Linked DNA regions of Mus musculus: region 1 is linked to region 2. Evidence: chromatin loops called from intact Hi-C (ENCODE). Cell type or tissue: left cerebral cortex. All regions are shown on one strand. Each heading gives the region's core, and the rest is flanking DNA. Links, peaks and the distances in the headings are about the cores only. Region 1 overlaps Gm40757 (a long non-coding RNA gene). Region 2 holds the start of Syt1 (synaptotagmin I).

Region 1 (15,385 bases), core at 5,025-13,024, 630 kb before region 2:
CATAGTCCCAGCCCCTTCCTCATTTTTAATATGTACATCCAAGTGGTTTTTCACATTCACTCAGAGTAGAGAGCAAAACCTTTACAGTGGGCCACCCCGAGCTGCCCCACACTATATAGCTTAGGGGAGTCAAAGCCATGACAAACCCCCTCAATACACGATGAGGAGAAGGTTTGAAAATGTGTGTGAATTGTCATGAAGTTGTGTCAATGGATAGAAGAAGAGTGGTCATCATGTATAGTTTAGTTACTTGAACGAATTTTGCACATTGGTGGTCTCTCAACTCAGAGTAGAAGCTATCAGCTTTATACTGGGCTTTGAAGTTATAAGCTCAAGGGCTAGACTATTCTACTGGTGGATCTTCGCCTTGGTTGATTCATTGATTGATTGGTATTTATTTGGTCTTTTTTTTTTTTTTTTTTTTTTTTTTTTTGGAGACAGTTTTTCTGGGCAGTCCTGATGGTTCTGGAACTTGCTCTATAGACCAGGGTGTCCTCAAACTTGGAGGTGTGGGCTACCACTGCCTAGCAGGGTCTCCATCTTTACATGTCTGACCTCATACGTTTCTCTCTGCTCTCTCTCGTCACTCCAGCTCTGGTGACTTTCTCACTTGTCCCAGGACTGCTGAAGCTGCCATTTCATGAATATGGAATATCATTCTACACAGAGATACATCTGCACCGCGTGTTCCTTTAGGCTCAACTGCGGCCTTTGAACACATCCAGGTTCCAGTCATTGGAACCTGTGAATGTTACTTAATAAAATAAAAGACACTGCAGGATGTCACTAAGTGAAGATCCTGAGACAAGGGAAGTTTCAGAAATTTTCCAGGTGGGCTCCAAGTACAGCCATTCGTGCTCCTTAGAGAGGAAGGAAGGGGGAGATTTGATGCAGAAGACGGTCATGTGACCCGACAGGCACATCCTATCCTGGCTCTTTAGAAAGGGAGGGAGGGGCCAGGAGTCAAGGCAGGTAGCTCCCTTAAAAATGTCAGTCTCCTAAAGTTCTCCCGAGCAAGGACAGCCTGACCTCCTCCTACAAAGACTCTCAATGAAACTCTCCAGGATTCTGGGATACAATATGGAACTCTAAGGGAGTAAAAGTTTGTTGTTTGAAGCCAACGAGCTTCTCACCATTCATTAAAGCAGAAACAGGAAGAAAATTAAAAGCAGCCATATTTGCTTAAAGGGTTGGGTGGTTGCCCACCGAATGTAAAACTGCAACCCTCTCTGCTCTCTCCCCCACCTCTCTGATTCTATGCTTGGTCCATCTTTAGTCACATGAATGTCAGACTTTTGCCAGTTTCTGTTTTGGCAAAACAGAGTTTGTTAAATGAGGCAATGTCAGCCTCATTAGTGAATGGGGAGAGAATATTATTCTCTATATAACACACTGAACAAATACCTTTACACAGGGAGTGTGAAAAAGACCATGTTTCAGATAGGAACTGAAGAGTATTGAAGTTTCAAATACTCTGAAATGAATGGGTAAGCCAAGAGCAGGAAGAAACGACTTCATGGTTTTGATTTGTTTTATTGGTGAAATATGTTGAGTTGTGGTAGGGCGTGGGAGTGGATACCTACAGCTCTGAACTGAAATTTTTCCACTGCCCCTCCCCTTTATCCATTTTGTTGGGACTTCTGTAGGGAATAAGAGTTCAAGGACAGGAGAGATTGGGATGAATCCTTTGGGGCCAGAAGCCCTGAAGTAAACCAGTAAATCTTGATGTCTTCACAGTTTTGTTTTTCCATGAGAATGTAACAACATAAACACACAATTTCCTGCATGAAGGGCCAAGCATATAAGCTCTATTGCAAAGTAGCAGAAGGAGGAAAAAATATATGACTTTAAGAGCTGGCACAGAATTTCTCCTAGGGAGAGAAGAGTCATGTTTGGTCATAAATATGAGAATGAAGCCCCTTGGGCATATGAACAGATGGTTTATGATCAAACAAAGGACTAGCTAACGCTCTGCAGCTGAAATGATCTGAAACTTTGGTGGGAGCTACCAGCATATGCGGTTAGTCTGTGGAGGAAGGCAGGAAATAGCAGGCTACAAAGCTAGATGTCTAGTAGGTTTAAATAGAAAATCCTGAGAAGTTTTAGCATCAAGAGTACCTAGGAGACAATATAAGAATTTTCTTGCTGTGCAAATGGGTTAATAAACCTTTCCACCTCTGATCCCCAAATGATAAAGTGAACTATGAACTATGCATAGCCTTGGGATGGAGGAAATATGGCCACTTAAGACCCCTGAGGCTAAATCTTGGGGATAACTGGGGGGGGGGGAGGAGGCAGAAGAGTTCAGGAGTAGGATGTGGCATGGGGTAGAAAAACTAATGAAGTATAAACTTGCCTGCCATATCTTTACTCAAATAATCATACAATATTTAGCAAATTCAAGCCAAGTTCATGCAAGTATTTTGGATGCAATCACTGTGGCCAGCTGTAGCTACTGGACATGGCAAAGAAGCAGATGTTTGGATTATAAGCTTAACTAGGAACATTCCCGTTGCATTTTCTTAGTCTTTAAAGGAAAAAAAAAACCCAAAAACCTATAGAGGAATGAGTACAAGGAGAGAAAGTGCTTATGGCCCCTTTTGTTGGCTACTCTGGTCCACATTTGTCCTTTGGATCTTTTCTTTTAAGAACTCAGTTCTGGCCTGTTTTGTTCTGGGATATGTTCCCTTCCCTTCTTTTCTGCAACCATACATACACAAGATCTCTTTTCTCATCATGCCAAGTGTCGTGCTCCCTGATGCCCGCGTGCTCCCTGGCACCTTTGAGAGATGTCCTGCCAACAGAAGCTGTGCCGGCCCCCACTGCAGCTCCAGTGATTCAGGCTTCGGAATCAAACAAGTGCAGACCCTATTATTAATCAAAGTAGGCTCAGAGGAGATTTGCTTGGGAGCAGTGCAGAGAGCAGTAATAACATTAAATAAGTGCCTGTGGGTAGTTACACAGGGAAAAATGTTTCTTTTCTTGTAAGATGACAGATAAGTGGAAAAACACATTAGGGTTTGAGAGCCTGGGTGGGAAAAGTGCTGTCAAGAGTGGCCATTTCCAGACCTCTGCTGCTCGCCAGAGTGTCCTGTGTGTCCCAGTGCCTCCTCTGCTGGGGCTGTCAGAGGGCTTCACTCAGAGACCACAAGATGAGCTAAGGCTCAGCACCTTTTCATTGTTTCAAATTTTAGATTATTTTTTTAAAAAAACGGTTTGTTTTAAAAGCAATAATGCACTATCCCTGGGATGCAGAACTGGTGGTCTTAGTTCTTTTGAGTGTTCAAATGGCTCATTCATTTTTTTTTCTAACCAATTTCTGTTCAGTGCATGCTGCAACATAATACAAATATGATATAGGTATATACCGCCACATAAAGGAACCTTTAATATATATATATATACATATATATATATATATTAAACAAGTAAAATATATTACTTAATATACATATATACATATATATGGCAAAATGTAATACATATATAATTATATAGAGAAAGGCAATGTATGTACTATGTAATGTGTAATAAATATGTACTATGTAACACATAACATATAATACATAACATATAGGTTATATATATATATATATATATATGGCAAAAATACATGTCTACATGCAGATACAAACTAAAGCAATTAATGTTGTAGTCACTATTATATTTTACATGCCTCATTTTCTGTCATCATACTTCAGGAGCTGTGGTAAAAGAGAAAATACACACAAGAGGATTAGTCTTCTTGTTTTCAAATCTCCTCCTCCTCCTCCTCCTTCTGCCCCTTGCCATCTGTTGGGCACCCATGACCATGTATAGAAGGACCACTGAGAACGACACCAGAGGCATCCAAATAAGAAAACACTCAATAGATAATCCAGTCTTGGAAACAAGATGTCTGCACCATCTCCCTTCATTTCTTCCACTCTCTTGTATTCAATAGTTTCAAAGTGGATCAATCATTTCATCAAGGAATTCATTCTAAGCTGTGTGGGGGATGCTGAGCACCTGTAATTCCAGCATTGAGGAGGTTGACACCCATGACCGTGATTTTAAGACTATGCTGGAATATGTAAAAACAAAACAAAACAAAACAAAAATACCGTACCTCAAAACTAACTACAAGAAGAAAATCAAAGAACAAAGTCTCCATCTTTCCCAACTCCCCGAGCCTCTCCCAGTTCTTCCCGACCTTGCTTATCACTGTCTCTCCAGGGGCAGAACCGGTGCCTACACCACTTGTGGAAGTTTCTCCACACGTGGTGCTTTATCTTATTAGTCCTGTTACACATTTTTCTTTGAAAATTTTTACATGTGAACCAGTCATTTTCTAAGATATTTGCTGTTGGTTCACAGATTTCTATCTTCTCTCCCAGTATTTTCTATGTTCCATATCTGCATTCCCAGTGAAGAAGAAAGTCTCTTCAATAGTTCCTACCCACACCATATTCCTCTTTCTGAACTTGTATGTGTTGAGTAATCAGTACACCCCTTCCCGTCTACCTTAACCAGAACACCCTATTTTCTTTATCTCAGAGTGTATCTTCCTAGTGATATGAAGTAGTTCAATACAAACAAAATAAGACAAAAGCAAAAACAAACCAAACAAACAAAACCCAAGATCTACCTTTTCCTCCCAGTGTTGCTCATTGCCATGGTTTTCTCCTACAAATGTAGTGATGGTCTTCATAGCATTTGGCTTATAGTCTTGACGTAGGTCCTCGAATTATTATAATCAAGATTTCTCTGCAAGTTCTTAAAGAGACTCACGATTTTACATAAAATCTGTAAAGATCAATAATATTAGATAAAGACATAAATATCCTATGAAGTTGTTTTGTTCATCCTCTGTTGTTCTTGCTATGAGAGCCACATGGGAAGTTAGAGCCACTGAGAGTTCTTATGTCCTATCTCTCCTCATACATCCCAGTTCCATGCAATTGCTGGAGAGGATGCTGAGTGGGGTGCCTTGAACTATGTAATCCTTTCTTTTACTCTTTTTGTCTCTGAAAGAATACCTAAGAATCTGTAGGATTAAAAACAATCTTCATCTATAAAATAGCATGTAAAAGGCTCTGGGTTTATTTCCCAGCATCACACATGGACACACAGGCTCAGACATAGTCACATGCATGCATTCACACACTTGAAATGCATAGGATATATTCAGGCAAGATCATTAGATTTCTGTAGAAGTCAGTATTTGGCAAAGGTTGAAAGAAAAGACATATAAATAGATCAATGGATGAACATGGATCTCTTTGCTAGTAGAAATACACAGTAGAAAGACCCTACATTTGGATTGTTTTTATAGATATGGAGTGTTGTCTAAGGTTCCCCTTCACTTAAGATCAACAGGACTCTTGAATCTCTTAAGTATCTGTAAAGTAGAAAGAACTCTATTTTGGAGAATGACTGACTCATACTAATACTAGGTCTCACCTGTGGGAACAATAGCTATTTATATCCTTATTGCTCAGGAATTCTGTCAGGAGCCTTGTTCGTGTTTTGCTAATCCTTTTATGCTGCCACAAGTGAAATAGGAACTTTTTTCCCATGGGTGCAAATTGTCACAGACTTGGCTTTATTTGTATTGAAAAAGAGATGTTTAGTAAGCTTGTGATCAACAAGCAGGATTTTTTTTTTCTCAATTTAAGTTTCACAGGATAAAGATCATCAGTGAACTTACTTGGAAATGGTTGACAGGACTGGGGAGCTAAGAGTTGTAAAAGATCTCCTAAAATACATGTTGACACCTGAACTGCTGATACAAGAAAAGAAAAAAGACATATACATTGGTCAAACCCACGACTGTCTTGGGTTAACAGTATAAAAACAAGCAGAATGTTGTTCACACTTCTGTGTAATTCATCTACATGATTCAATCCCACACTTTTTGATGGTGTGCATTAGGTAATACCAGCTGACTTTGAAGTTTCTCAATGTGCTCTCAGAAATTAAATGGTGATTGACATGTCTGTGAACTATTGATGTGAAACCAATGCATGCATGTGCATATTTTCAGACATTAGCTCTTCTGCATCAGATTCCCATAATATCAATCAGTGCAAACTATTTAAGAAACTTTGCTTCTGAGAGAGGTATGAAATGTCTGTCAAATTATGTCAATGCCTTGGGGAAAAGGCTGTGAGGCATAAAAACAATGTATAGGCTTTAGAAGGGCCCAAATGAGTGGGAAAATTCATTTCAGATGGTCATAAATGTAGTTATCATATCCACACTAGTTAGCCTATAAGCTCAAATGGCTTGAATAGATTATCTGATAAGGTCTAGATTATCCTAGCTGGAAAATGATGAATAATAAGGAAATAATATCAATCTACAAAACAAACAAACAAAAACTAGAAAGATGATGTCTCTGTTCGGAGAAAGAACAAATGATGCAGGACTGAGGGTAAGCATCACAGTCCATCACACAAAATACATGATACGGACTTTGGAGAAGAGCCACAAGGATAGTCTAGATAAATAGTCTTTTGTTTATTTTCTTCCATGTGGGAAATACTTAACTGGTCCAGTGGTGGGACAAAATACTTGGTATTTAACAGAAAAATAATGTTATTTGCTTAACACTGTTTTGTAGGTAGCAGAAGCTGTACTGTGGAGTTTTTGTAACTGGGTCACCATGGGCATCCTGATTATCAGAGCTAATATTTATGTGTTCCATGTTCCTCAGTGCGTTGTGAAGTTTATGTATACCACAATGCAAATTTGTATGCAATGGCTATTCAGAGCAGATTCAAATCTGAAGCAAAGCTCCTGTATAATATGTGCCACCCGAAAGCTAGAGTTCAGGAAAGGCAGAATTCATTTCCTTGCCTGTTGCATAATGTGGAACACACTCAGCTCTGTGTGCTGGTGAACTCTATTATAGCATGTTTCTAGGAGTAAATTTCTATCTCAATGAAGCACTAAGAGGAAGAAGCTGAAGAGAACTCCCTATACTGTCTCTAGCCTCAAAGCAGCGATTTCAAATGGTATACACTATAAAAAGTAATGTTAAAAAAAAACAAAAACAAAAACATTGGGTAGTGACTTAATCAAAGCTCTAAAACCTACAGAGCAGGTTGCCTGGACTTCCTAGGGGGAGAAAACACAGGAAAGGTGCAGGAAAGAGACTAAAAAGAAAAAGGATGGAGAGAAGGATTGGGGAAATTAGAAAGAGGCAAGGCAGAGGAGAGACTAGATGTTTCCACAGAACAGGAAGCCCTTCCTGCGTCATTCTCCACCCACATACACACTTGGACAGAGCGGTGTGAAAAATCTGTGAAGTACTGAGAACATGCCCACATTTTCTAACCATCTCCTCTGAGCTGTTTATTCAGAATTGTTCCAAAACTCAAGAAAATCATCTTCCTTCTGCATCTATGTAGCTGTCTGCAGCTTCTAGCCTGTGGATTTTTATCTCCTCCAAATTAAATCCTCGCTTATTTGTAAATTCTTCCAAAATATAATTTGGGGGAGCCAAATTGAATTTTGGATCTTGCATATTTACCTATCCCATTTCTGATTGATCATCTAAGTGTATTATTCATGGTGGTTGGTTTGCACTGACAATCTAGAACTTTCCAGGGGGAGACGGGAGAACAGAATTTCGAGGAGAGAAGGCAATGTGGGAAAAGTGGAGAACACAGAAGTGACCCGAGTCCCTCCTTTCAAGCTGAGTGGATCAATGCTAACAGCTGAGGGAAGCCAAATTGTCCACAGTTGGGCACAGTCAATCCAAATCTGCCCTGAGCAGCCGAGACTACGGTACATTCAGACCATGGCGAGTTCAGCCTTTGGTTCTGATGTACACATATTTCAGTTCCAAGAGTAAAGTTTAATTTGGGCAGAACAAGCTCACTGGAAGAAGAATAAATGAATAAATGAGCGTTAATATGGTTTAGATAGCATGCCATTGTGTGCATTGAATTTTCATTGAAACCGTGCACGGCAGCATACCTATGGAGAAACATCTACTATTTCCTTTCAAAATCAGTTGACAGCTTCTGGCTTGAAGAGATTTCAAATCTATGAAAGCATGTGAGCCTGGAGCCAGAGTCTCTTTCTCTTTTCTTTGTTGCTGCTTAGAGTGTCTTACATAATCATGTTGCCCAAATCAAACGCATAAAAAGTAGATTCTAGGAAGTGACAAAAGACCAAGTGGCCTTAGCTTTCAAGGCCACTTCCTGTCAGAGCTGTGGTCAGATGCAGTGATATATTTTCCATTTAAGTACCCAATGAATTAGTATGGTTCTTATTATAATGGTGACCTCATCTTATCATTTTTAGTTTGGCTGAATACATTTCAGGTCCTTGGAAACAAAGGGAACATCATTAGAATATGCATGAATTAGATGAATTGGGTAAGCAGAGAAAAGTCAAAGGTTTGGGAAAGGGGAAATTGCATTTTATGGAATAATAATGGATGTTTCATCCATTCATTGCTACATCTTCTTAAAACTAAGTATAATTGTGATTCTTATGATAACTTTGAAGCAACCTGATACTTTGACCAGGATGTGTTATAAGAATTATCTATGGACATAACCTACTTCTTAATAAATAGCACAGTTCAAGCTAAAGAGTCACATAGATTTCTTTTTATGTCACCGTCTCTTTTTTTTTCCCCCTCTCAAACAAGAACTTTAAGGAATAGCTTTGTGAAAAGGAGGTAAAGAAAGCCTTTAGGAAATGATGTCGCACTGAGCAGTTCGTTTGGATTGATTGACTTCTCCATTAGTCCCTCCCGATTGAGGACAATAAGGGTTTAAAACCCGTCTGTTCAACCTATCAGCTCGAATGCAAATTTCCACTAGACTCGGTGAATTCATTCCGATGTAAATTATAAACAATAAAAATCATAAACAACTCACAGTGACAGACAGAGAATAAACAGGTCCGTGTCTAGCACTTTGGAAGCTGCGGTTGCCTAGGAAAATGTAAGCTAAGAGATGCCGCATCACCGAGTTCAGGCATCCCAGGTGACAGATGGCACAAAATCAATAGCTGATCAGAGACAAGCACTTGGTATTTTGTCCTGTGGGTGGGAGGAAATAAGTGTTAAATTTTTAGGGGCGGGGGAACCCAGTGCAGAAACAGAATCTGCATACAGACTGAGAAGCAGGCAAAAGTTTAGCTGTCTTTCCTTAAACCTGTAGAAAATGTCGGGTGTCCTAGCAAAGTTAGACAGATTCTTCACTGGCCACAGACCTCGTACTAACCACTTTAGATGTAAAACTTATCCCGATTGCTTGTTAACATGGGAAACAGAAATTCCTTGAAGTATTTAGCATTGTGCAATATTTGGGACAAGGTCTTAAAGGTGGAATTTAAAGTGAAAATCTCACATGTTCATGTGGCCAAAAGTGTCCTGGGATTTTGGGTCCATCGACATCGTCCACGCTGTTCTGCTCCAAATCTTAGCAGCTTGATCACAAAGGATCTTCCCATTTCACCACATTAAGAAGCTGGCTGGATTTAGGCGCTAGAAATCTGGCAATAATCCTTGATAGCTCCTCCTTTCTTATCATGTAAATTTATCTATTTTTGCCTCTGCAAATTAACACCTCCACTGCAGGTGCTTTGGTGTCCAGAGAGACCTCTCTCGTTTGACAAGGAAAAAGAATGGCTCCTTGTAGTCTGTTTTCACGCCTGCCCTCTAAGGATTCCTCTGCAAAGCACGGAAGTGGGTCTCTTAGAGACAGGTCCTTGGTGATGCTGTTTCAAACCCTCAGTCACTCCTACAGCGCTCTTAGGAAATCCTTGGGTTTGCTTGCAGAGCTCTGCATGACCAGCATCCCAGCATCCCAGCATCCTGAGGTTTCCTTGGCTTTGCCCTCCTCACAAACACTCCTCTGCTAGCTCTCCTGCATCTTTCCCCAGGGTTTTCAAGTTCACAGGCATCTCTTGCTGCGCTTGAGTGAAGGACCTCTTTCTCTTCCAGCATATTCAATCCATTAGCCGGTCCAGACTGACTTAGCTTCATAGGAAAAGTCAGTTTCTCAGAGCATCTTCCCTTTCTGACACATCAAGTACCTTCATCCAATCGTACTGTAGGCTAATAATTTCTTCCCTAGGCTTGTAGCTGTAGTTGATCTTTGCCACTTAGTGGTTTCTTGTTTTCTTCAACCTTTACACCCCCCCCATATCCCCCCTCCTCTGTTTCACTCTTTGTTATGAGATAGGATTGGAAGGTGGGTCTAGGATGGAGAGAGGGAGAGGGAGAGAGGGAGAGAGGGAGAGAGGGAGAGAGAGAGAGAGAGAGAGAGAGAGAGAGAGAGAGAGAGAGAGAGAGATCCCTGAATCTAATTTCTTTCCTTTTGTTTCTTCTTTGAGCACAACTACGAACAAACCACAGCCAACACCCCTGAATGTCCAACAACCACCAAACCTGCCTTTCAGAGTTCTAGCCTTTCCAAGCCCTCTAAAAAGTTGCCAGAATTCAAAATGTCTCACAATCCCAGATACGATCTGCAGTTGGCAGATCCATGCTTTCTGCCAGAGCACAAGGCAAATCAGAGTTAGCTGCTGCAAACAGTCTCAAGCGCCCCGGCGCCCCACGCCCCACTCCCCACACCTGTGATTAAAACAAAAACACATGCTTATATCATGTCTGTGTTTTCTAAAGAAACCAAAATTCTAAAACTGTCATTACACTGGCGCATAAACACGTTCAATGGCTTTTGAAATTTACTGAGTAAATGACTGTGTCTCCATCCCCCACCCCCACCGCTCCTTTCTATGAATTGAACAGTTTCTTTAGGGGCAAAGAGAACCTCACAGTCTACTTTGAAATCTTTTGAACTTTATATAGAAAGCACTTCCTGAAGGCCCCATAGATGTTGCACTGCATATTACAGGGCTCTTCGAGTCAGGCAGATAGATAGATGTTCAGTGGCCTCACACTGTGAGTTTGTATTTACTGTGAAGTAGGTTTTCTTGAAGAGCAGTTCGGTGACAATCCAGACATAGTTGTAAGCACAAGTAATGTATAAGTAGGTATTTTTCTCCGCTTCCAATAGTGCTTTTCTGCTTAGTAACAGGGGACAAATTAAAACAGATTTAGTTTAGTAGAATCCACTGGATTATGAGAGCAATCACGTGGGAACATTCTGAGTTGTATGAGAGTCAAGCAGAAAATAGCCTTGTCTGAGAAGTTTTTGGTGCATAGCTGAATTAAACACCTTTACCATCATCATGAACCTTTATATGTATATATATATATATTCAAAGTTCATTAAAGCAGTTTACCAACACTTTCTATGTCTACATTTTGACACCAAAACAATAGATCTTTCCTGATAATGAACAATTAGCTAAAACAAAATTTGAAGTACTTACTATCTATCTATCTATCTATCTATCTAATCTGTCTACCATCATCTATGTATCTATGTATTTTTTATTTGTCTGTGTATCATAATCTATCACCTATCTTCTGTCTGTCATCTATTTATCTATGTGTACAGGTGTTTTGTCTGCATGTTCATCTCTATACTATGTATATTCATGGTGATTGCAATGACCAGAAGATAGACTTGATCCACTGTAACAGGAATCACAGTCAGTTGTGAGCCACAATGTGGTTGCTGGGAATTGAACCTGGGTCCTCTGGAAGAGCAGCTGATGCTCTCAGCCACTGAGCCATCTCTCCAGCCCCAAACTATATTTTTTTAAAACAGTAAAGACATTAGAAATGTATCTTCTTATAGTGCTATGGGCTGGAAGTTCGAAATACTTTTAAACAATGACAATATTAGAATTGTCACATCAAATTCCATGTATTAATATGTCCTTATTTATAAATCTCTCTCATTTTTGCTTTGTATTTGACTATCAGAGGCATCTATTGTATCTTTACTGACTTGTCCAAGTTAGGTTATTTAAAAAAAAACCTTATATTGTTGTTGTTGTTGTTGTTGTGTGTGGACACATGTGCCATGTTGCCCCTGTGAAGGTCTGAGGACATCTTTGCAGAATCTCTTCTCTCTTCTCCCTTCTCCCTTTTACATAATGATCTGGCCAGTTTTATGTAAACTGGACACAAGCTAGAGTCATCTCAAAGGAGGGAACCTAAACTGAGAAAATGCCTCAGGAAGATCAAGTGCAAACAAACCCATGGAGCCTTTTCTTAATTAGAGGCTGATGTGGGAGGGCCCAGCTGATGGTGGGCCCTGCCAGCACTGCGCTGGAGGTCCTCAGTTGTTGGCTGAGGAAGCCAACAAGCACCATCCCGTATGGCTTCTGCGCCAGGTCCTGCCTCCAGATTCCTGCCCTGACTTCCTTCCGTGAAGAACACCAATCCGGAAACGTAAGCTAGATAAACGCTTTTCTCTCTAACTTGTTTTCGGTAGGTCTTGCTGCTTTATCGTAGCTATAGTAACGCTAACGAAGATAAATGAGGTCCAGGAATCCATCTTGGGCCCTCAAGCTTGCAGAGTAGGCATCTTTAACTGCTAAGGCAGCTCACTGCCCCCAGTTTTATTTTTCCCAATAGAAACATAGCAGAAATATGAAGGAACGTTTTACTACTAAGAAATTCTACGGGCTATGATATGGCTATATAAAACAGATAATGCGTACCAGAAAAGCATATTTTTAAGGTGTGACCCTTTGCATTTTCATGTTTTGCTAGAGGGTGATATGTTAGGCATTTAGGGGCACACGCAGCTGACAATTGGTATGCTATGAGGGTTTTCAGTCCAGCCTATGTTGAAAACTCAGTTGACAGATACTTTGTCCAATATTTACTTCGGTGATAAATGACTCGGTATTTTTTTTCATCGTATGCAGAATATGCAGTTGACTAACTTTCTAAGTACACAACCAGAAGGTTCTTGTGAAAGGAAGCGTCTAAAGGCAGCAAAATCTTTAATTGGTGCTTAAATTCAGGCAGCTGTCTTTCTGCAGCTAGGCTGCCCCAGAGAACCTGCCTAATGTCGTGCTCAGGATTCCTTTAGAAGCAGCTCCCTGTTACCCTCTCTCTCGGGGTAAGAGTTGTGCGTTCGCTTCAATTAACCTCCTCACTTTAAGCAAAACTGTGTGGAAAGACGCATAGAAAAACGCCATCCTGTTTACAGAGCTGAAAGCAGCCCTGCCTTAAAGGCTCGCTCTTGCTTCTTAACCTGCAAGCTAATGGTAGACAGAGTTCAGCCCTTAAACCCAGCAGATGGCTGAGTACACAGGGCCATTATCCACCCGCCCGTCCCTTTTCCGCCGTAGAATGTTTGCGAGAAAAGCGTCCACAGAATGCATTTCTTTTCTCTGCCTTTTGACAGGTAAAGAATACGTGGAGCATTCTATAAATCATGTCTCGAGGTGCTAAACCTCATCGATTTCGTAAAGGGTTTCAGAGAGTTAGTGCATGTGAAAGGTCCCTTCCAGTCTGCTGTTCTGAAGTTGCAATATTATTACTGCACTGGCCTGATAAAGTCTCTCTGGTTTTCAAACTCATTAGCGGAAGATTTGTTTTCAAACTATCTTCCCCTTGCCGCAAACAGTCCCTTCAAGTGACTAATCTGAGGACCAGTTTGATGGGCGTCACCTGAGAGTTCTTTAGGAACAAGTTCTTGGACCCTTCCAGGTGAATCGTATGTTGCTTAAAGCTTACAAAGGAAAAACCTTCTCAAATAAAATTTAATTTTTGACCATTTCATTCATATATAGAATTCATTCTGTGAGTAAAAGAGGGTTAAGACTGTAGACGGTGAAGTCAGACTACCTGAATTCAGAAGAGGTTGGGAGTTTTAGCCAGCAGTGAGTCTGTGGGTAAGTTACCCCTCTGGCTAAGCTTATCTAAGTGCACGAGTGGACTTCCTCACGGCGCCAATGGTCAGCCTAGGCTTAGAAGGGTTCCAAAAGAAGGGGTGTGTGGGAACGGCAAAAACAAATGACTCAAAGTCAAGTCATGAGTCTAAGCTGGCAGCCTATGCTCTCTTCTGGAGATGGCTTTCCAGCTTGCGTTCTCTCTGTTCTGCATTCTTACCCTCTGATCTGCTTACTCTAGAGATCTCTGGACAGCTCTTTCTCTTTGTTCTCCTTAAGACCGTTCTCCAAGCAGTTCTCTCTTGCTATTCTAAAACATTCTCTGGGTGGCACATCTCCTGCAGATCGTTAGCCCAGTCTTTAATTTTCCAGATCAATCCAATCATTTACTTCAGGTTTCTTCTTGATTATCCTAAAAATCAGCCTCCAGGGATTCCCAGCCCTTTTATGCTTAAAGAGACAACAAGCACACATTTTGTTTTAACATTGCAAAAGAAATCGGAGTTCTAAAGTCCCAGCATTTACCATTTTTGCTGAGACAGAGTCATACCTTTGCCTCCCAGACTCATGCTGTCTCTGATTATCATCGAGTCTTAAATGTTAATGGGAAATACATCTGCACAATGGAGTACTACTCAGCTATTAAAAAGAATGAATTTATGAAATTCCTAGGCAAATGGATGGACCTGGAGGGCATCATCCTGAGTGAGGTAACACATTCACAAAGGAACTCACACAATATGTACTCACTGATAAGTGGATATTAGCCCCAAACCTAGGATACCCAAGATATAAGATACAATTTGCTAAACACATGAAACTCAAAAAGAATGAAGACTGAAGTGTGGACACTATGCCCCTCCTTAGAATTGGGAACAAAACACCCATGGAAGGAGTTACAAAGACAAAGTTTGGAGCTGAGATGAAAGGATGGGCCATGTAGAGACTGCCATATCCAGGGATCCACCCCATAATCAGCATCCAAACACTGGCACCATTGCATATACTAGCAAGATTTTATCAAAAGGACCCAGATGTAGCTGTCTCTTGTGAGACTATGCCAGGGCCTAGCAAACACAGAAGTGGATGCTCACAGTCAGCTAATGGATGGATCACAGGGCTCCCAATGGAGGAGCTAGAGAAAGTACCCAAGGAGCTAAAGGGATCTGCAACCCTATAGGTGGAACAACATTATGAATTAACCAGTACCCCGGAGCTCTTGACTCTAGCTGCATATGTATCAAAAGATGGCCTAGTCGGCCATCACTGGAAAGAGAGGCCCATTGGACACGCAAACTTTATATGCCCCAGTACAGGGGAACGCCAGGGCCAAAAAGGGGGAGTGGGTGGGTAGGGGAGTGGGGGTGGGTGGGTATGGGGGACTTTTGGTATAGCATTGGAAATGTAAATGAGCTAAATACCTAATAAAAAATGGAAAAAAAAAGAAAAATTAAAAAAAATGTTAATGGGAAGGACATTCCTAAAAAGAGGAATGTAAAACATCTACATTAGTATACAAACAAGCCTTATGCCCATAGCAGTCATTGACAGTTCTGAAGGCCCATGGCTGCTGGCCCTGTACCAGGGGCAGGAACCATGTCAGTCTGTCCCCACC
Region 2 (15,385 bases), core at 3,953-11,952:
GATTAATTCAAACTAAATTTTAACAACATAAATGATAAAGCTTATCTTCTCCATATATTCAGTTGCAATTTATCTCCTGGAAGGGAACAACCTATAGACAACACAGGGGGACAGGAGGCTGGCACTGTACACACGCTTTCTCTTCTTTCTTTCTTTCTTTCTTTCTTTCTTTCTTTCTTTCTTTCTTTCTTTCTTTCCCCTTCCCCTTCCTTTCTTCCTTTCTTCCTTTCTTCCTTTCTTCCTTTCTTCCTTTCTTCCTTTCTTCCTTCCTTCCTTCCTTCCTTCCTTCCTTCCTTCCTTCCTCCCTCCCTCCCTCCCTTCCTCCCTCCCTCTCTCCCTTCCTTCCTTTCTTCTCTTATTATTTACATCTTTATTATTTACATGCATGTGTGCCTGCTAAACTGTATGTATACCCTGCACATGGAGGAACTCATAGAGGCCAAAGGAGGGCTCCAAATCCCCTGGAACTAAAGTGATATGCAGCTGGGAGCTGCCTGACTTTGGGGTTGGGACCAGGACCTGGATCCTCTACAAGAGCAGTGTGACTCTCTTCAGTCTTCAGCAATGCAAGCCATCTTGTCAGTTCCAATTAGAAAGCTCTCATAGTTTTTCAAACTTAGGCAAAGTGTCTTCCTCAATATTGGCTTAAGTAAATGAAATGATAGCAGAAAATCTTCTCTCAGAAACTTTGGGTTGGGGGAGGGGGGGAAGAAAAGAACATAGAAGAATCACTATAAGCAATATAATGGTAAAATAAAGTAGTTAGTAGCCCTTCTTACCCTGTGAGGTGGTAGAAATTAGCACCTTCTTTGAACAGTGTTTCTTAATGTTTGCAAAATCCCTAGACGTATGTGTTTTGCCCATACATTATATACACATGAGAAATAAGCAACACAAGCCTCTCCAAGGCTTGGAGAAATTCTTGCATATCTTTCAAGGCCACACAGCCAATTAGTTCTAAGGTTGGGATTCTACAAAATTCTCAGGCCAGAAAACAAATGCCTAATCAATCCCCTGTCTTAAAAAGAAAAACTCTAGGAAAATGATGAGCTATATCTTAAGAAGCAATGGCAGAAAACGAAGTGAAAGGAAATATATGTTTGAAGAGTTGGTTACTTTTAATTTTTCACAACTCTGAGTAATGCTATTTTTACCAAATTACTGGCTTAACAATTAAGGATGTAAGGTTTAAATCCATGTGAGAGTTCTGATGAACTAGAAATGTCTGTACTATCCACCCAATGTATGTATATTCCACCAAAATGTTAATTTATTTATATCTCTCTTATGCAAATATTTTCTGAGGTCCACAGAAATCCTTGTCTGAGTTTGTGCCTAATGAATTTCTAGTTTCCAAATTCCCTCATTCCCTCTCTTCCCATGAGACACACCTCTGTACTCTGTGAATCGGTCCAGTTTAGTTTCTATTCTGATCTTGTAAGCTAAAAAATGGCAAAGAAATCATTAAAACAGGAAATAGAAAAGTTCAATGATAAAGGAATAGGAAATTTTGACATTGAGACATGGGTTGTGTAAAAAGATTTTTTTTTTAGTTAATAAAAGTAGGGCTTTGTTTATGCATAGAAGCAAAACATTCAAAGGAGAACACAGGTCTGAAAATAACAAGTGATTAAGGAACGAATCAATACCATATACTCAGGAAAGGAGTTGGGTTGATGGTAAAAGAGATAGGAATCCTAAGTAGGAAAGTAGCTATAAGCAGGCTAGTAAAAGTGAAAAAGAACGAGTCAAATTTATTGAACTTTCTTTTTAACAAACAACGGTGTGATGTGAAGATGAGAATTCATACATAGTGTCTTCAATAAGAATATATCTTGGGACTAAGAAGATGCTCAGTCAAGTTCTTACAAGTGTGAGGAGCTGAGTTCAGTCCTTAGCTCCCATGTAATAGCCAAGTGTAATGCTACATGCACTTGTAATTTTAGCACTGGGAAGAGAGAGGCAGAAGGTCTGTGAGGCTCAGTGGCCAGCCAGTAGAACTTAATTGCTGAGTTTCAATTTGTGGTGATTTGAATATGCTTGGCCCATGGGAAGTGGCACTATGAGGAGGTGTGGCCTTGTTGGAATAGGTATGGCCTTGTTGGAAGAAGTGTGTCACTGCATAGGTGGGCTTTGAGGGCTCCTAGTTCTCAAGGTCTACCCAGTGTGGAAGAATCAGTCTCCTGCTGGTTGCCTTCAGATCAAAATGTATTTCTGCCTACACGGTGCCATGCTCCGGATAATGGACTGAGCCTTTGAAACTGTAGCCCAGCCCCAATTAGATGTTTTCCTTTATGAGAGCTGCCTTGATCATGATGTTTCTTCACAACAATGAAACTCCAACTAAGACAGAACTCAAAGAGACTCTGTCAAAGAAGGCAGGTGGCATTCCCAAAGACAATAAGTTTTCCTGAAGATAATAACCCGGTCATCCCTTGGCCTCCATAAGCATATGTTCTTTCACAGACAGACAGGCACACACACACACTTATAAAAACATGATGTTGATACTGTACCAACCAAATAGGACCAGGCAAGGTCTTGAATGAATTCCCAAATGGCTGACAACAATATGAAAATATAAAGGAGAATCAAAAACTTTGGTCCCAAAACAAAACAAACAAACAAACAAACAAAAAACCCAAAAATAAAACAAAACAAAACAACAAAAAATCTTACTTTGTATCCAGTCAGTATATATAAATAATCTTCTTAATATTGATAAGTAAAAATGCTACTAATTCTAAAATTAAGTACAGTGAAATATGCCCAAAGCCTATTTCTTATTATAGGCAGCTGTCCTCTTCAAGAAACACTGAGGGGTGGGGTGGGGGAGTTCTGACATATCCATGTCCCCTAGAATACTTTCCACTGAAGGACACTGTGGGTAGCCTATGATGTGGACAGAAAAAACGAAATTGCCTAAAATGATGATAGACCCAGGGTTTGGAACAGAAATTCAAAAATTCTATATTCCCATTCCATTCATTAACGTGTTCTTCTTTTTTCTACATGTTGCTGTTGGTAACTGGGAAAAATATGTAGCTTTTAAACTAGGAAAAAAACTAAATAGAGAGCAATGTATATTTTTAAAATAAAAATTTCCATTAGGTGGATATTATAATGCTTCTCTCATGCACTCATCTTCATTGGAGAATAAAGACAAATACTCAGTTTTTCTACCTGCTTTTACTCTGACCCACTCCACTCCCCCTTCTCTTCAGGCCTCTCCCCTCCTTGGCCAAACATTTCAAATCAACTTACAATGTCTGTTATCTCCTCTTCTCACCTATGAAACTATTTTCAAATAAGGTTTAGGGGCTTTTTTTGGAAAACCGAAGGTGCATATTACATAAAGTTACAAGTTGAAGGTGTATTATTTTCTTAGTTTACCTCTGATTCTAAATTCTTGATAATGCAAACAAAGCCCAAAACAAAAGGGTTCATGTCCCAGAAGGATACATTTATGTGAAAGTGGCCACCTTTGGGCATATATTCTGAATCTTAATCTTAAACATTATATAAATAGAAGAGATTTAATTACAAACCTGAAGAAATGTGTTACTGTTAATTGAATTCTCTCTACAGTTACCTTTGCACACCAGTGTTAATGAAACTCCAGTTCAAAGTGGATGAGTTTGGGGAATTGCGATCGCTATTTATTTCCTTACCTGAGATGCCAGGATCATCCTGTCAGGAAAATAAAGAGCCCAATTAGGGGAGTGCTCATTTGTGGCTATTGATCAACTTTACAAAAACTGCTAAGATTTCCAAGCAAAACAAGAGGTTCTGAGGGCACTGAGCAAGGTCAAGCGAGTGGGAAAGAAAAAAAAAAATCTCTGTTAGTGACAAGAAAGCATTTCACCTGTGGAGTAAAAGGCTCCTGCCCTTGGGAGCTAGACTCCACCCCAGGGCCAGCCAGCCTGCCCTCCCGTCCAAGCCTCTCAGCCTCCCTGTTTGGCATCTCTCGGTATTACCAAGCTATAAATTGCCCAGGAGCTTAGAGACAATCAGGTCACGGCTGCTCTCACGAGGGAAAAGCTTCTTACTTCCGAGCAGAAGGGTTCAGCTAGGAAGAGGAGGGAGAAAGCCCTTTAGTCCCCCACCGTGCGGGCGGGCAAGGGGTGAAGAGAGACGGAGACAGGGGGGGGGGGGGCGAGCACAAGCCCAAGAAGGTGGAAAAAGCGTGCCTAGCAAGGTCGCACTTGACCCAAGTCTCCAAACTTATTGGTCGCTGCATGGAAACTCCCTGGGCGCTCGCTCCATTGCCTAGCAGCTGCAGCTGGGTGGAGCCTCGCTCCTCCGCCCCACCTATGGATGGACCTTGCATACAGCTCTGGTCCACCACACCCTTCCTGGGCGGTCTCTAGACATCTAGCTGCCCTGACATTATCGGAGCCTGGCTTCCCACTCGAGTTCAGACGGAATGATGTGACTGGTCTCCCAAAGCAAGAAGGACCACCTCTATCTCAGTAGTCCTGCTTCCCCACAACTCCGCGGTGTCAAATGGCCAAAGACAAACTTCTGCCTCTCTCGCGTCCCAGCTCCCACCTTTTCAACCTAGAACTCACACATATCGAAACTCCTAGGATGCTGTGTAGATCTGGGCATGCTCAGTATCAAGGCAGGTTTTGATTGAAAGTTAAAAAAAAGCTTTGTATTAGGCTTGCTTCTTATCCAGTGCTTATGGCTTACTGAACAGGTTGAGGGCATTCCCGAGTCTACCCACCGGGTCTAGAAAATTATCTTTTAGTGTTTTCTCTTTGGGATCTGGTCTCCTCTTAGTTCACCCCACCCCCGCCACTCTCCTAAACCCCTCTCCTCAGGTCCCTGTCCGCTGTGGGGATGGAGAGACTCTAACAGTACTGGGCTGGGCTCCGTTGCCTGAGAGGAGCCACCTATTATCAGTGCTCTCTGATTGGCTCTTCTGAGCAGCGTACCTTGGTTGGAACCAATCAAGAGCCGGGGCCGGGAGATGATGGGCGGCCGCCTCCTCACTGGAGGGATTCCTGGAGAAGCTGCAGTGTGGGGATGCTCTGACCGAGTTCAGCCCCCAGTGTCTTTCCTCCTCCTCCTCCTGCAGCGACAGCATCCGCAGTTAGCAGTGGGCAACTTGAGGCTGTAACCGGGGCAAGCCCCCAGGGTCCTGCTCACCCAACAGGGGGCTCAGGTCCCCGAAGGGGTGTGTGCAGGGCGGGGGCGGCCAGCTGGGACCAGCTGGTGGCCCTAGAAAACCTCACCCACACCCACACCCACACACCCCTTTTGTGTTGCAGGCTGCCCCTCTGAGAGCGGAGGCAGCGAGAGAGTACTCGTGTGCCTCGCACCGGTCCGCGGTGAGAGCAGCGGGGACCAAGACTCGCACCATCTCCCGGTCGGTCCTCGCTCCAGGTAAGGCAGCCCCACTGGCAGCGCGGCCACCTCGGTGGTACCTTGGTACCTCTGCGCTTCAATCTGTCGAAGAGACGTAGGTACACTTGATTTGTGGCGATGGGAGACCTAGGGAGGGATCCCCCCGTAAGCCTATTGTGAGAAATGCAAGACCACAAGTGCATCTCCGGGGAAAGCACTTTGCACAGGGCTGGTGATTCAGAACCAGGAGTTGATGTTGGGCATCCCCCATCTTCTTGCTTCTTCCATTCTCTCCTCTGTCCTCCACCCCCCAGCCCCCTCTCTCCTCCCCCTCCTCCTATTCTAAGCCAGTACAGCCCCCCACCCCCAACGGGGGGTGGAGGATTGTCTTTCTTACAGGGAAGAAGGGCAGTGAAGAAGAGAAAAAAGATTTCTTTCTGTTGGAGGGAGGATAGATTGCAACCCCGTGTGAAAATATGAGTCCAGGAAGGGATGAAACCACACAGGGAATTAAACTGAATGAGAGTAGACAAGGAGACCAGCTTCTGCTCTCAGAAAGGAAGTGTCAAATTTGAATCCATCTCCTCCTTGCAAGAGGCTACAAATGGAACAAAAATAACCCAACACTCCAACCCACTTTCAACTGCTTAATTGCTGCTGCTCTCCTGTGCCTGCTATCAGAATCTTCTTGTTTGCATCTGTCCTGTGGGGCTGACAGTTTGGGATAGCACCTCAGGGTCACTGTCTGAACTTTGAGGGCTTGTTGAGTTTGTAAAAATTAAAACTAGATCATCACCCTCCCGAGATTTACCCAGGTAGCCTTTATAGTGGGAGGGTAATAACATGGGAAGTTTCAAAACCTTTCCAAGTGACACCAGAATTATCAGGAGACTTGACTTTTACTTTGATCTTGCTAATCTGGTTAGCCTCTGTGGACTGTGGACGTGTTGATGTCCACTTCCCTAACCTTAACCCTTTGGTGAAACACAGGAAGTTTAACTTTTGTGTTAAAACTGCTTTTGTGCATGAGATTTCATTTTTTTTTATCTTTTTAAAGGCTGCCTCCACATGTCACTGTCTAGATACTAAATTCAAGTCTCAACACACTCTTTTAATATGAAAACACTAAATAGATATAAAATTGATGTTTCTTCAGTTTTCGTGTTCCCTTCAGGAGGTAGATGTAGGTTCAGTTGACAGGATCCTCTTGGACTAGAGGAAAGTTTAGAAAGTAATGGGAGGAAGATAGTCTCACATTTGAAAGATCTTAAGGGGGAAACATTTCTCTTCTCACATCATGTTAAAAAAGAGAGCCATTGAAACAACTTCCATAACTGTCAGAGAAACAGGTCAAGCACATCGCACTTGTTAGACAGAGTCTTGACAATAGCTTCTGCAATCTCTAATTCCATCATCTCTGATCTAAGCTTTGTTTTCCTATTATTCCTCGGAGACTGATAAGCGATTACCATCAGCTGGGGGGGGGGGGGAGGCGGTAGCGAAGGGAAATATCCAGTTCTATGTAACAGGAGGGCAATGCAACCGGGTTCTGCAGGAGCAAAGCGAAAGCAGGAGATGCTGGTTCCAAGATAAATCTTTCTGATGTATCAGGAGAGACGCCAAGTCGTAGGTTTTTTTTTTCTAAATGCCCATTTGAGATAAGAAGAGGGGGTCTTCCCTTTTTAAGTCTCTCTCAACTCCCACACCAGCCTGGGTACCGCAGGTAGGTCTTTTCAATCACACACCTTTAACTTGTAAGTTTCTACACAAACTTAGGAAAGAACCGACTTCATGTGGCATCAGTGATATTGACTTGTATATTGATAAATATTAATATTGTACATTGTTTTCAAAACCGTTTTCTATTCTTGATCTCACCTACCTTAGCAGACTTCATGCACCTAAGCAAGTGAGCGTGCGCGCGCACACGCGCGCGCGCACACACACACACACACACACACACACACGCACACTCCCCACACCACACACATACACCATATGTATACACTCATACCACTCGTGTAGAGGCACACAGGAGATTTTTCTAAAGCTAGACCTCTAAATGACTTGAAAATGTAGTGTCTCTGCTGAGATCTATGACTTCAGAGGGAACACTTTTTGGGTACAAGGACAAAAGAATAATCACTTAATTACTTCATGTGTGTGTACAGCTGAGTTCACAAGTTTAGACATGAAAAGACATAAAGGAAAGAAGTAGCTTCCCGTGGGGACAAAATAAGATTCTGTTTGCGTGTTTTTGCACTGTACCGGGGAGATGTGAAAACGTGGGCTTGGATTTGTTTGCATGACTCTGTGTAAAATATTAATTCTATCAACTGCGTGTACAGAGATGTTTATGAATGTGAAATTTTTTTCATATACTTCTGAAAAAAATTGAGCCTTCATGTCCTGCAAGTCATATCTAATTGTAAGATGTTATGAACGGATTGAAGACTTTAAATGAATTTAAATGATACAGGAAATTTATGCTCACAATTTTATACACTCCTAATCTTTCCCCTTTAAGATGATGGTATAGTAAGTCTTAGTAATGCTTAAGAGTGGATATGACAATTATAATTTAAGATATGTTTATCAGAACTGAAGGCTGCAACTGTAGAAGGGAAATCCTAGTCCTGAAATACCACATGATAGTAACCAATATTAGTTTCAAACCTTGTGTCTACATAGACAGTGTTAGCTATCCTAGCTGGTTAAATTATTAGGTGGTTCTAATCAGTTTTTTTAAAAAGGAGAAAACGTGCTATTTCCTTTCTCAGATATGCATACTAGACGTGATGCTAACAAAAATAAAACTAGGAAATGGTAGTTTGTCTTAATTTTGTTTGCAAAATGGGCTGTGAGATAAATAAATAAAATGAGGAATGCCTTGGAAATCTGAAAGTTAATTTGAACTTCCTGATAGTCTAATAACACATTGAAATAATACCAAGTAGTCTCTTTTGATGTCATTATATTAAATCAATTTAGAGTATATCCCCAAAACAGATTCTCATAGCCATCTTATGGGAAAGAATTTAGATTTAAGGAGGAAATTTATTTAAATCTCAAACCTGGTTCTCGTGCTTCCCAGTTTATGCAACATCTGGGAAGGGTTATTATTAATTTTAATTTGTGACATGGTATTTATCTTCCTAATGGTAATTATTATGCAGTTTTGGGGGGTAAGAAAAGCACAATAAGACTATTTGATTATATAATAGAGAATTTTATCTAATAGTATGGGTAACCCAGGCGAAACATGGACGTTATGCCAAATTATAATGTAGTTATAGTTTTACAAACATTTTACAAAAATGTAATTTTTTTCTCATTAAATATCTGATCCACTTGTGTTTTAAGTATTTTGATGATTTATTAGTCATGAATGTATCTGCATTGAAAATTTATTAGATACAAGATGATTCCTAGCTGAATTTTATTTTCATTAAAATTAGCCAAATCTATTTATACACGGATAAAACAAATGAGTATAAATACATAATTTTAATTTGTATATATATATATATATGTATATAATTTTCATACTTATACACATATCCTAAAATTATGTAATATTTTTTAAATGATGAGAATGTAATGGGTAGTATTTTATAGTAGGTGGAAAATTGGGGTACTCACTTTTCTAGTACCAGTCAAAGGAAGGTAACAACATTTTAGCAATATGTTAATGAGACTTTGGGTAGAAAGCCTATGATACCTAGAGACAAAATATATGTGCTCCAAGAGCTTCACTTTCACTGGCATGTGTTTCCCACGACCGGGGAAGAAGGGATGGAATGACTTCTCGGTATAAGAAGATGTTCCTCTCTATACGCTTAGCAGAAGTTGACATCATAATGTTGTTTGATTCGGACATAATCGAGGATAACGTCTGTTTGTAGTGGCTTTTCAGATGTTTCAGTGACCATTTGCTTCTAGGTAACATGTTCATTCATTTTTTTCGTTTTATGGAATTGGATGACATGGCTAGTATTGCTTTTTTTCGAGTGGGGAAAAAAGAGTGGTATCTTCACGTCTAAATTCTTCAAGGAAGGACTTACATTTTTCATTTGGTTACATAAACTTCATCCAGACCTTTTCATTTTACATGTGCAATTTCCTCAAGAGAATTTTCATCTGTCCCAGCAAAAGGGAATGGCTCTTCTCCCTTAGATTCACAGAGAGGTCTTGAGATGTTATTCCATTGGCTCTAAAGTAAGCAATGATACCTTGGCACACAAATAGCACCATACTTAAGTGAATCCATTATCAGTGGGAACATACACTTCCTTAAAGTTATGATATCGCAATCCAGAAGGCTTTCATTCTAAATTAGGGCTGTCCGCCATTGTAAAATGTCATTGTTATCTATAAATGTGTTTTAGACTGCATTCATAGGTGTGTCCTGGGACCTATGCAGCCTGAGGCATGTTGGACATACATGCCTTAAAGTGCATAAGAAAAAGAAATTGCTGCATTGTAGAAATAATAATGCTGAAAGTCTTGTTTGTGCACTGCAAAATATAACCTTCAAAACTCTTAGCAAAGGGATCTTTTAAGATAACAGTCAGTTTCCATTCATTTGAAAACAATACTTAAGACACTTAGTAAAGACGATAAAAACTAATTTAGAGTTACAAGCACATTTTTGATACCGTTATGAGTTTCTGGCCACCGCTCTGTGAAACTCAAAGCTCATAAACAACAACCTCTGTAATTTTTGTACTTATCTTTACTTCAAGTTTGAATTGCGGAGATCAGTTCCAATTCTCTTTGACTTGGTTTTGATTCTCTAAATAGCCACACAGGACTTACAAAAGTGTCATCTCAGTGGTTACGGTATGAGGAATAAAGGGGGAGTGGTGATTATTTCTGTAACCGTCTTAACTGCAGAGAGCACGGTTGTTGTACTGATTGGGTGCCTGGGGGGGGGGCACTATGCCAAAACAGATCTCCAGAAAATTATGACGCAGGCAAAGATAAAAATTACCATCTAGTTCTCAACTGTTTGTGCTAAACAAGAGATGTAGAATTTTGCATGCAGTGAGAATGGCCTTTAACTCCCCCTTTATTCCTCATACCGTAACCACTGAGATGACACTTTTGTAAGTCCTGCATGGCTATTTAGAGAATCAAAATCAGAATCAGGCAAGATTATTTGCCAAAGATGTAATTCAGTAACTTTCTTAGCAGCCCTGTCAGACAACATTCCTTACTATGCACTAGGTTAGCAGCATGCTACTGAAACCACAAATGATATGTACAAGACATTTAGCTAAGGTCCTCTGTCAGGACTGACTTAATTCTGGATGGAAATATCTGATAAATCCCATCTAGTAGGGTACAGAAGTGGGCCCTCACTGTCTTTGTGAGCCTATTGCTATTATTTGTGAAATATGGCTTAGTGGATGACTCTAACACGTCCAGCATCTGTATAATTATTTTTGCCATAGGGAGAAACTCGTTGTATATTGTTCTCTGTGAGAACTAAATATTTTATTTTCCCTCTTAAACAATTCAGCTACTTAATCAAGGATAAAATGTGCACTGCATACTCGAAGACAAATATAATTGAAGATTTTTTAAATGTCAAACATGCTTTCCCTGAATTGCTTAAATGAGAACCACTGTCTCTGTGTTTTGTCTTCACTTTCCCTGACCATGACTATAATTTCAGTGACATGGTAACAGAGAAAGGATCAGACAACCCCACTTCAAGCCTCTGATGAATTACCTGGGTGCCCCTGCAGATTACAGCATCCTGTTTTGCCTGAAGCTCATTTCTTCCTTCTTACCTGTGATCCCATGCCTACCCTAGATAGGAAGCAGGTAATTGCATTTATTAATTGCTACTTTGAGATGCCTTCATCAACAAGGAGGCAAAAACACATGGAAATACTCAGAACATACACAGCTGTGGGAGACTCCTATTAACCCTTTGATGTGCGGTGCAGTCGCTTACATAAAGTGGAAGGCCATTTATAAAACAACTTCTCCTTCAGGAATTTCTTTCAATTCTTCACAGGTTATGTAAGCCAGCATCAAGGCCATTAAACCAGGAGTTGCTAGAGCATTTTTATTTAATACCTGAGGATAATACTGAAGGACTTATCCAAACAAGAGTTCCAAGTTAGGCATGGAGGTAGACACCTGAAATCCCAGTAGCTGGAAGACTGAAGCAAGAGGATCAGAAGACGTATGCCATTCTTAGCTAAATAGGCTAGCCTGAGCTACATGAAATCATCTCTCAACCCTTGCCCCCGCCCCAGAAACAAATTCCAAATCCTACCTTCTCAAACCCAAATATGTCTGTAGTGAAGACCTTTAAATGGTAAAACATTGCACCCTTTTGGCTTATAGATACGTGGTAATATATGCTTGTTCTTCTGCATTCCTAGGGTTTATGTTGAAGTAGCATGAACAGCAAGGCTGTTTTAAGGATGCATCCTTAGAAAATATTTTTAAACGAAGCTGCAGCTGGGCATGCAACTTACTTCACAGGCAATGAGCAAGCAAGGAAGCAGGGCAACGGGGCATAACAACTGAAATGAGCATTAGGAATTGTTTGCTACTCTTGAGCAAACTGAGTGTCATTTCTCCCCAGTTCTGGCCTCCAACAGTCTATACAGTGAAGTTGGTGATGCACAGGAACTACCTCGTGGCTTATCTTTGAGGAAAGGGGGAGAGGGGGGGGGACATATCCAGAAATGCTATTTAAACAAATGGTTTAATGGCCTTTGATGCAAGACCAGGTGGGAGAGCAAGGGATTCAGGCACCGTGAGACAGCTCCAGACTTTGGGTTTTGAGTTAGCAACATTGTTAAGAAGCAAAGTTGACACAGTTTCTCACCAGAAAGGCTAGGTAGCAAAGCGATGAAATTTGTTTCTGACATAGTGTTTCTGCCAGATCCTGGCTTACCAGGCTGGCTTCCTGCCTAATCCCCGGCATTTTCATCAGATTTGAGGAAGGAATAAAGCCAGCCATTGGGTATTAGAACATATTTCTAGAACATTTTGGATCTCTTCTATAAATAGAGTCACATCGCCATGCTACTTTAACAAATATTGAGAATATGAGACCACAGATTTTAGATTAAAAGTATGTACATGTAAGCAGGACTGCTGTCTGCATAAAAACGTGTGAGTTTCCTCTCTGTATACAGGCATTGTATGAGTCGCACATGCCATAACTTGTAGGGATCTGTTTTAAATGTCTTGCTTAAATTACTATGTTAAAATTTAAAAGTCAAGCAAATCACTACAAGACATGTCTAAGACTAGCAATCAAAATGTGACATTTTAAAAGAAAACCAGCATATCCCTAAGCCCAAACTATACCACTTTTTTTTTTAAGGTTTAATTTTTTTTTATGTCATCTTGATGATTTTTCCCTCTAGGGAGTCATAGATACTTTCTGAGCAACTCCTCAAAAACACAGAATAAATATTGATGGTAGAAGAGAGCTTGACTTCTCTAGGAACAAGGAGGGAGATGAATCCTGCCATGCCTTTGAGATTCTGTCATCAAGGACATATTGAGCACATAGGAACCATTTTTATTTCTCCTGGATTCTGACTTTTTTACCTGTACTTAGCCATTGAAGCATTTTACTGCTTACTGCATGAGTAGACGATATTATTATTTCAGCTCTCTGGCTATGTCACTACTCCGTGAATTCTCTGCTTTCTTCTTCCTTCCTGTAAGACCAATTCCCCCCTCAAACTTTTCCTTCCTGCTCTCTCTTTTCATTGTCCTTATCATTCCCCCCCCCCACACACACCTTTTCTTTCTTTTTGACACTTCATACATATGTCCCTAGAGATGCGGAGCCAGAAGGCTTTTTTGTCTTAATTCTATCATCTCCATTACCAGCTTGGTTCAGTTTTTCCAACAACCAAGTCATGTAACATGGGTACATTATAACAACCAAGACATGTAGCGTGTAATGTGTATACATTAGCATCATAAAACATATATATGCATATGTGTATGCATATATATATATATATATATATGAACATGTGCTTAATCTGTTTACATAATTGACAATGCTTAGTGGAATGTGCCATGACTTGACTGATTTTTAATAATTTGCATATTTAGGCCTCCTTATGCATAATCTTTAGACCCAAACTGATTGCAGAGAAAAATGAAGAATTACGCTCTAAAACAAAAAGTGATAACTTAGCATGGAGTGCTCTGCATGCTACCCTTGGCAATGCATTCCTTCTTCTTACCTTAATTGGTACACAGTTCTGTATTAGGGAAATATTTGTGTTACACTATTAGATCTTTATAGTAGATTTTTCCATTTTACAGATGCAATAAATAAAAAGCGATTGCTTTGGGTGGCTACAATTATACTTAGCATGTTTTTATATTTTTGTTTATTAATTTATATTGCCTTAGTGCTTAATAATGAGAATCAAATGTGTCATAATCCTCCCTATATAAGAGACTTAGTTTGCTCTTGGTGATCACAAACAAACAAAATCTATAATCATTAAATCAAAGTCTGTTTCTTATTGAAAAGATGAGGATGTTTTAATATTCTGTTATTTCTGCTATGCTAATTTTGAGGGGATTAAGTTCGTTTTTAAAAATTAATCAAGCACACATTCTTAGTCTATTAAAAAAAAACTGAAAAGAATTTCAAAGCCTATGCCATAACTCAGTTTTCCTTTAGTTACCACTGTATTATGATGATGTCAGATTAGGAATCCCATTTTCCTCCTTATTTCTAAATTCCATAGCTCTAAGGTATCTGATACCCTTAAGGATGCAAAGAACCGTGATTGGAATAGTAGGAGCGTTAGCTGGGCCATAGCTTCCTGATGCCCTCTCTCATTGCTCTCCTTGGCACTCACAGATAGAGTTTCTCATTGCCCCTCACCTAGCACTGTTAGGAAACGCTTGAGCCTATTGGTGCTTTCCCTTCCTAGTCCTATTTCTATGTTCCCCAAGAAATCAGAACCAAACCCTAACTGTAAATTAATCCCATGTGAAGTCTCTCTGCTGACATCTTCTGTCCTCAAGACCAGATTTAGGAGGAAACACTAGAACTCATGATCATTGCAATATGAATTAATATCACTGGCATCATGGATTCTCTTATATAAGGAAATAGAAATTATCATTGAGGTTGGATTATGGAAATAATGGAAAATTGTTTGAATAGACTAGACCTTTGTAGGGGCTCTTAGATGAGGAAAATGCCATCGCTGTCTTATTTCTCCATACATATCAAATACTTTCCCACATGGTTTGAATTCTGAATCCTATTTAATAACATTGATATGGTTGATAATATGTCCATATCTTTTAATAAGAGAATGATGGAAAGGAACATTTAAGGAACTTGCCCATGGTTATAGGATGCAGTATGTCATGGGTAAATTCTTAGTCATCTGTTCACTGTGGCAATACATATTATTATCCTTGGACATATAAATGGCAGATGAAAAAGAATAGAGGGTGTTCCATAGTGGATAACAATGGAGATATAACACCTAAAGGCTAAGTAACTCCCCCAAAGTTTGCATCAATTAGACCATCATATTACTGTGATATAAGAATGAATCATGAATGAATCATGAATGAATCATTGTTCACTTGAAATGACCAGATCCAAGAGGGCGTATTACTTCTAAATATTTATACAGGAATACAAATATAATAATAACACTACTTGTTTGGTACTTGTTAGTATATAATGTATCAAACCACAGTATTATCTCTTCACTACGTACAGTGATTTGCCTGGCATATGACATAAACAATGCTGGCAATATAGGCATAAACATAGTAGACAGGTGTTCTAATTCTATGGCGTTTATGTGATAGGAGTGAAGACAGAAAATTAATAACAGCAACAAACTAGAACTATAGCAGCTTCAAATAGTAGTGGTCACTAGGAAATCACAAATAAGCTGATAAATCAAACAACTATAGTTGGGAATATTGAGAAAACAAAAAGAGAAATGGAGACATAAAAGAAGAAGGAGCCAGCCCTATAAGTGTCAGGAGAAGG

The links. Peaks named below come from ENCODE experiments on the same cell type or tissue, not always from the same donor. Only the 100,000 strongest peaks of a DNase experiment are listed, where the experiment ranks them.
Region 1: it touches region 2 in a loop (7-fold over the local background); 2 of 42 quality-filtered maps call a loop at or near these places.

What each region holds. Positions count from the first base shown.
Region 1 is chr10:109,635,672-109,651,056 of GRCm38, reverse strand. It overlaps Gm40757 (a long non-coding RNA gene), which reads right to left. Exons shown (of 3, transcript XR_872022.2): 3 at 8,921-9,043. Among named protein-coding and RNA genes, the nearest start is that of Gm40757, 45 kb to the right of the region's middle. In left cerebral cortex, for the core only: no CTCF peak of the experiment used is centred there; DNase peaks (open chromatin) are centred at 7,987, 8,993, 9,683, 10,570 and 3 more places; H3K27ac peaks cover 4,915 bases.
Region 2 is chr10:109,000,582-109,015,966 of GRCm38, reverse strand. Syt1 (synaptotagmin I) reads left to right here and starts at 4,992. Exons shown (of 11, transcript NM_009306.3): 1 at 4,992-5,391. In left cerebral cortex, for the core only: a CTCF peak has its summit at 4,300; DNase peaks (open chromatin) are centred at 7,411, 9,203, 10,290, 11,882 and 4 more places; H3K4me3 peaks cover 7,694 bases; H3K27ac peaks cover 7,872 bases.